Regions from separate parts of the Homo sapiens genome. Here region 1 is linked to region 2. Evidence: read pairs that join two places in POLR2A ChIA-PET (ENCODE). Cell type or tissue: MCF 10A. All regions are shown on one strand.

Region 1 (4,000 bases), 240 kb before region 2:
GGTGGGATTACAGGCGTGAGCCTCCGTGCCCGGCCTCACCTTATATCTTTGATGAAGCAGTAAGAAGTGTTAATTTTATTAAACCTTAACCCTTGAGTGCATGTCTTTTTGATGGATTTAATATTCTGTGTGATGAGCTGGGAAGTGTGCATAAAGCTGTCCTGCTGCACAACAGAGTACAAATGTCCTGAGGACAAGTGCTTACCTTGCCACTTTTCTTAATGGAATATCATTTTTACTTGGAAGAATGACAGACAACTATGGTTATTTAGACTCGGGAATTTGGCAGACATTTTCTCTAAAACAGATGAAGTGATGTGGCACTTTAAAACAAACAACTGGTGGTATTTATTGCCAGTGATAAAATTCAGGCTTCCAAGAACATTAGAATTTCGAAAAATTTGTACTGGCCATCATGACAGCTTCTCAGAATTTTCTGATGAGATTGGTTCATCAAAGTGATGTGGTTTTTTTTTTTTTTGCTTTTGTTTTTGTTTTTTAGAGGATCTCACTCTGTCACTCAGGCTGGAGTGCAGTGGCACAGACTCGGCTCACTGCAGTTCCGACTTCCTGGGCTCAAGTGATCCTTCTGCCTCAGTCTCCCGAGCAGCTGAGACTACAGGCATGCACCACTGGCTAATTTTTTTAAAAAATTTTTTTTGCTGAGGCAGGCATATCATCTGAATTCAGGAGTTCAAGACCAGCCTGGCCAACATGGTGAAACCCCGTCTCTACTAAAAATACAAAAAAGCCGGGTGTGGTGGCATGCACCTGTAATCCCAGCTACCCGGGAGGCTGAGACAGGAGATTCACTTGAACCCAGGAGGCAAAGGTTGCAGTGAGCCAAGATTGTTTCACTGTACTCCAGCCTGGGTGAGAATGAGACTCTGTCTCAAAAAAAAAAAAATTTTTTTTGTTTGAGAGACAGGGTCTCACTTTGTTGACTAGGATGGTCTTGAACTCCTGGCCTCAAGTGGTCCTCCTGCCTGGGCCTCCCAAAGTGCTGGGATTACAGGTGTGAGCCACTGCACCCAGCCCGTTCTTTTTTTAATAAGTATAATAAAATATGTTGGCCAGGCGTGGTGACTCAAGCCTGTAATCCCAGTACTTTGGGAGGCTGAGGCAGGTGGATCATGAGGTCAGGAGTTCGAGACCAGCCTGCCCAATATGGTGAAACCCTGTTTCTACTAAAAAAAAATACAAAAATTAGCTGGCGTGGTGGCATGCACCTGTAGTCCCAGCTATTCGGGAGGCGGAGGCAGAAGAATCACTTGAACCTGGGAGGCGGGGGTTGCAGTGAGCCAAGATCGCGCCACTGCACTCCAGCCTGGGCGACAGAGTGGGACTTCATCTCAAAAAAAAAAAGTTACTGTTTGGAAGATCAGTGGACCAATATTCACATACTCTGCATTCAGATGACCAGTGCAGGGTATTATGAAATAATACATGAGTAAAAGATCCATTATAAGTGCAAGGAACACAGATTTCTTCTTTTTTTTATTTTAATTTTTTTGTTTTTAATTTTTTTTTAAATTCTTGTCAACAGGAAGTCATCTTCTCATTTGTATATGAACCTTTTGGATGCCCTCATTATGATATGCCTACCTGTTATGTGTCTTTTTATTATTATTATTTATTTTTTTTTTTTTTGGAGACACAGTCTTGCTCTGTCTCTAAGGCTGGAGTGCAGTGGTGAGATCTCGACTCACTGCAACCTCCGCCTCCTGGGTTCAAGTGATTCTTGTGCCTCAGCCTTCGGAGTAGCTGGGACTACAGGCACAAGCCACCACACCTGGCTAATTTTTTTGTATTTTTAATAGAGACAGGGTTTCACCATGTTGGCCAGGCTGGTCTCGAGCGCCTGACCTCAGATGATCCGCCCACCTCCGCCTCCCAAAGTGCTGGGATTACAGGTGTGAGCCACCGCGCCCGGCCTGTCTATTAAGTCTTTTACCCATTTTTTAATTAGATATCTGCCTTTCTGTAATTGATTTGTAGGGGTTATTTATATGTTCATCTCTTTTTTTCCTGTTTTTTTCTCATAGTCTTTTGTTTATCTCCGTGGCAAATATCTTCACCCATTCTGTGGCTTGTCTTTTGTTTTGTTTTGTTTTTTTGAGATGGAGTTTCACTCTTGTTGCCCAGGCTAGAGTGCAGTGGTGTGATCTCAGCTCACTGCAACCTCCGCCTCCCGGGTTCAAGCGATTCTCCTGCCTCAGCCTCCTGAGTAGCTGGGATGTAGGCACACTCCACCACGCCCAGCTAATTTTTGTATTTTTGGTAGAGATGGGGTTTCACCATGTTGGCCAGGCTGGTCTCGAACTCCTGACCTCAGATGATCCACCCATCTCGGCCTCCCAAAGTGCTGGGATTACAGACGTGAGTCACCGCACCTGGCTGTTTTTATTATTTTTATGATACTCACATTTTAAAATTATTTATTGACATATAATACACATGCAGAAAGATGCACAAGTCAGAGGTGTGAAGCTCAGTGAATTCTCACACAATGAACACATCCATGTTAGCTTCACTTGATCAAGAAACAAAATATTGTCATCAGCCCAGAAGGCCCCTCCCTCCCCCTACCTACTTACCTCCTTCCCAAAGGTCAGCACTATCCTGTTTTCTAACAGCATAGATTCGTCTTTGCATTTTTGGATTTTATCCAAATGGAATAATGTAGTGTATATATCTTGTATCTGGTTTCTCTCAGCTTATGTTTTTGAGATTCATACATGTCATTATTTGGAGTTTTATCTTCATTCTTGTTGTTGAAAATTGCATGGCCAGGCACAGTGGCTCACACCTGTAATGCCAGCACTCTGGGTGGTCGAGACGGGCAGATCCTTTGAGCCCAGGAGGTCGAGACCAGCCTGGGCAACATGGCAAAACCTTGTCTCTACAAAAAATACAAAATTAGCTGGGTGTGGTGGTACACACCTGAAGTTCCAGCTACTTGGAGGGCTGAGGCAGGAGAATTGCTTCAGCCCGGGAGGTCAAGGCTGCAGTGAGCTGTGTTCGTGCCACTGCACTACAACCTGAGCAACAGAGCAAGACCCTGTCTCAAAAAAAAAAAAGAAAGAAAATTGCATGATAGGAATAGACTATGGTGTGTTTGTCCAGTCCATTCTATTGTTGACAGAGTTTTTCCAGTTTTTGGTTATTTGAATAATGATGCCATGAATATATTATTGTATTTGATGTCTTTTTGATGAACATAAATTCTTTTAGTATATTCACTCATATCAATATTTTCCTTTGTGATTGGTTCTTCCTTGTTTCTATTTAAGATATACTTCCCCTACATCAAAAATCATGAAGGTATTCTTCTCATAGAGCTTCTAAAAGCTGTATAGCTTTGCCTTTTATATTTAAGTATTTAAAATCATTTGGAATAGTCTTGATATCTGATAGAACAAATCTCCTCACTTTGTTTTTTAGATTTGGGGAAAGGTTTTTTTTCCTTCAAAAGCATTATAGCTGTTGGTCTTTTGTACTTTTTGTATATATTGGTCTTTTGTACTTTTTGTATACATTTTAAATTCTGTCAACTTCCATCAAAACAAACCAACCCAAAAAACTTACTGGTGTCTTATTGGGTTTATACTGATTGTTAAGTCGGTTTGGGGAGGATAGAGATCGTATAAAAGGCAAAGCTATACGGCTTTTAGAAGCTCTGAGAAGAATACCTTCATGATCTTGATATAGGGGAAGTATGTCTTAAAGTGATTCTATCCTTAGAAAATTGGGCCTTCCAACCTTTGAACATGATATATCTGTTTCATTTGTTTAGGTCTTCTGTAATATGTCTTCATAAATTTTATAATTTTCTCTGGAAAGAACATTTTTTTCAACTTATTTCTAGGTGCCTCCTATTTTTTATCCTATTAAAAAGCTTTTTTTTTTTTTGTTTGATAGTTTATGCTGCAGAAAAAATTTTTTTAAAAAAGAATGTAGGCCAGGCGCGGTGGCTCACACCTGTAATCCTCGTACTTTT
Region 2 (4,000 bases):
TGTCCGAAGAGTGCTGGGGCTCAGCTCAGCAGATGGAGGGGCTCATTTCCTGCCTCATGCCCAGCACTGGGGCCGGCCAACTCACTGGGTGTGCTTCTCCTGGACACAGGCCACCACTGATGGGGTTGGCTGCAGGAGCCTCAGTAGGGCTGCCAAATGCTTTAAGAATTAACACTCATGCCGGGCGTGGTGGCCCATGCCTGTGATCCCAGCACTTTGGGAAGCTGAGGTGGGCGGGTCACTTGAGGCCAGGAGTTTCAGACCAGCCTGGCCAACATGGTGAAACACCGCCTCTACTAAAAATACAAAAATTAGCTGGGCATGGTGGTGCTTGCCTCTAGGCCCAGCTACTCGTGAGGCTGAGGTAGGAGAATCTCGAACCTGGGAGGCAGAGGTTGCAGTGAGCTGAGATCACAACACCGCACTCCAGCCTGGGTGATAGACTGATTCAAAAAAATAAGAATCAACAGTCAGGCTGGGTGCAGTGCCAGCACTTTGGGAGGCCGAGGTGGGTGGATGGCTTGAGCTCAGGAGTTTGAGACCAGCCGTGTCAACATGGCGAAACCCCGTCTCTATGAAAAATGAGCTGGGCACGGTGGTGTGCACCTATAGTCCCAGCTACCTGGGAGGCTGAGGTAAGAGGATCACCTGAGCCCAGGAGGTCGAGGCTGCAGTGAGCCGTGATTGTGTCACTGCGCTCCAGCCTGGGTGACAGAATGATACCCTGTCTCAAAAATAAAAAAAAAACACCCCCAGGGCGTGCTCCCTGCACATAACTAGGCTGCTCTCCCTTTTCAAGCTTGCACACTGACCCCTGGGCTCACTTGGTGAGCACAGGCCCAGAAAGAGTTGGCCTGAAAGAGCACTGGCTTGGTGACAGGCCACCCAGATCTCAGACCTATCTCTGTACTCAATAGCGTGGACAAGTTAGTAACCCTCAGCCTTGATGTTCTCATCTGGAGCAGTTTAAAACATTTTATTTATTGGCTGAGCGCGATGGCTCACACCTGTAATCCCAGCACTTTGGGAGGCCGAGGCAGGCAGATCACAAGGTCAGGAGTTCAAGACCAGCCTGGTCAACATGGTGAAACCCCATCTCTACTAAAAATACAAAAATTAGCCAGGCGATGTGGCAGGCGCCTGTTATCCCAGCTACTTGGGAGGCTGAGATAGGAGAATCGGTTGAACCTGGGCGGCAGAGCCTGCAGTGAGCTGAGATTGCGCCACTGCACTCCAGCCTAGGTGATAGAGTAAGACTCCATCTCAAAAAAAAAAAAAAAAAAAAAAAAAAAATATATATATATATATATATATATAAAATGTATTATAAAAATAGAGGCCGGGCGTGGTGGCTCATGCCTGTAATTTTAACACTTTGGGAGGCCAAGGCAGGCAGATCACGAGGTCAAGAGATCAAGACCATCCTGGCCAACATGGTGAAACCCCGACTCTATTAAAAATACAAAAAAATTAGCTGGGTGTGTTGGTGCGCACCTGTAATCCCAGGTACTCAGGAGGCTGAGGCAAGAGAATTGCTTAAACCTGAGAGGCGGAGGTTGCAGTGAGCCGAGATTGCGCCATAGCATTCCAGCCTGGTGACAGAGCGAGACTCCGTCTCAAAAAAAAAAAAAAAAGAGGCCAGGCACGGTGGCACATGCCTGTAATCCCAGCACTTTGGGAGGCCAAGGCGGGTAGATAGCCTGAGGTCAGGAGTTCGTGACCAGCCTGACTAACATGATGAAACCCCATCTCTACTAAATACAAAAAAGTTAGCCGGGCCTGGTGGCACATGCCTGTAATATGAGCTACTTGATAGGCTGGGACAGGAGAATCCCTTGTACTTGGGAGGTGGAGGTTGCAGTGAGCTGAGATCGCGCCATTGCACTCTAGCCTGGGCAACAAGAGCAAAACTCCATCTCAAAATAAATAAATAAATAAATAGAGATGGAGTCCCACTATGTTGCTCAGGCTGGTCTCAAACTCCTGGGCTCAAGCAATCCTCCCACCTTGGCCTCCCAAATAGCTGGGATTACAGGCGTGAGTCACCATGCCCAGCCAAGTTGGAACAGTTCTAATCTATCATGGAGAGTTGCTGTGAGAGAAAGGGAAGTATTAGGCTGAGAGATTTCAGCTTAGTTCATGAGTCACTGGCTTCATCTTGTGAACCCTGAAATTCTCTAGCCGTCACTCCCTCCATGGTCACGTTGATGCCTGTCAATCAGACCACCAGGAACACGCCTGCAGTCAACAAATTTGGGTTTATTATGCTTGCTGTGGCAAGGGAGGCCACACAGCACGGGGAAGCCAGGGCATCTCCAAAAGCAGTGTTAGTGCTGGTATCGGATTTGGAGAAAGATTTAAGGAAGTGTGGGTTTGCTCTGGATGTGTGCTGTCAGAAAGCGGGGTGATTGTATGGTTCAGTGACTCGATCCCTTTATATCTACAGCTGTGATTGGGGGCGACGCAGCAGCAGCTGCAGGAGACATTCTCATTTGTGTGGGTGGCCCTGAGATGCGTGTTCAGGACAGCTGCTGAGTGGTGTTGCTTTTGACTTTAACCTTCTTAGGCCAGACGTGGTGGCTCATGCCTATATACCCAGCACTTTGGAAGGCCAAGGAGGGCGGATCATCTGAGGTTGGGAGTTTGAGACCAGCCTGACCAATGTGGAGAAACCCTGTCTCTACAAAAAATACAAAATTAGCCAGGTGTGGTGGCGCATGCCTGTAATCCCAGCTACTCGGGAGGCTGAGGCAGGAGAATCGCTTGAACCTGGGAGGCGGAGGTTGTGGTTAGCCGAGATCACGGCATTGCACTCCAGCCTGGGCAACAAGAGCAAAACTCCGTCTCAAAAAACAAAACAAAACAACAAAAAAACCATATAAACAAACAACAAAAAAACCATATATATGTGTGTGTGCGTATATATATGTATATGTGTGTATATACATGTCCATATATGTATATATGTATGTATATGTGTATATATATGCATATGTGTGTGTGTGTGTGTGTGTGTGTGTGTGTGTGTATATATAGCCTTGTTGTAATTCCTCATGTCCTAGCATGCTTCTGTTTGAGTGTATTTGGAGGGGTGTTACCTGGATGAAATTCTAGGAGATGCCTCTGCTTTTCGGGCTGCCCATGTAAAAATCATTCCATTCCATAAGGGGATGCTTCTAGGGAGCACTCAATAGTGTGTATTCACCTCCCCCACCCCAACCCTCCCAACCAACCTTCATTCTTCTTTTCATTCCTCTTTTCATCCTTTTCTCTGCTCTCACTTGGAGGGCGCCTGCCACATGTAGGCACAATCAGAACACCCCAGGCAAAGATGATTTCCCTTCCCTTTGGGTACACTTACTGGCAAAGATAAAATATATTCTCTAGATTCAAAGAGATATTTGTGCACCCATGTTCATATCAGCATTACTCACAATAGCCAAAAGGGGGAAGGAACCAAGTGTCCATGAACAGAAGAACGGATGACAAGATGTGGTCTCTCCAGACAATGGAAGATTCTTCAACCTTAAAAAGGATGGCAGCCTGGGTGCGGTGGCTCACATCTGTAATCCCAGCACTTTGGGAGGCTGAGGCAGGTGGATCACTTGAGGTCAGGAGTTCGAGACCAGCCTGGCCAAAATGGTGAAATCCCATCTGTACTAAAAATACAAAAATTAGCCATTAGCCAGCTGTGGTAGTGCACGCCTGTAATCCCAGCTACTCAGGAGGCTGTGGCAGGAGAATCGCTTGAACCCAGGAGGCGGAGGTTGCAGTGAGCCGAGATCGTGCCATTACACTCCAGCCTGGGTGACAGAGCGAGATCTCCGTCTAAAAAAAAAAAAAAAAAGGCCACACGTGGTGGCTCACACCTGTAATCCCAGCACTTTGGGAGGCTGAGGCAGGCGGATCACGAGATCAGGAGTTCAAGATCAGCCTGGCCAACATGGTAAAACCCCGTCTCTACTAAAAATACAAAAATTAGCCAGGCATAGTGGCACAC

The links. ChIA-PET counts read pairs that join two places held together with the same protein. Peaks named below come from ENCODE experiments on the same cell type or tissue, not always from the same donor. Only the 100,000 strongest peaks of a DNase experiment are listed, where the experiment ranks them.
Region 1: POLR2A ChIA-PET joins it to region 2 with 5 read pairs; 6 of 35 experiments call an interaction of 5 or more read pairs at or near these places.

What each region holds. Positions count from the first base shown.
Region 1 is chr1:15,551,135-15,555,134 of GRCh38, forward strand. All of the region lies in intron 7 of DNAJC16 (DnaJ heat shock protein family (Hsp40) member C16), which reads left to right. Among named protein-coding and RNA genes, the nearest start is that of DNAJC16, 26 kb to the left of the region's middle. In MCF 10A, no CTCF peak of the experiment used is centred here; no DNase peak of the experiment used is centred here.
Region 2 is chr1:15,786,672-15,790,671 of GRCh38, forward strand. No RefSeq gene overlaps it. Among named protein-coding and RNA genes, the nearest start is that of UQCRHL, 19 kb to the right of the region's middle. RefSeq lists enhancers at 1-484, 485-1,249. In MCF 10A, no CTCF peak of the experiment used is centred here; DNase peaks (open chromatin) are centred at 140, 1,650 and 2,110.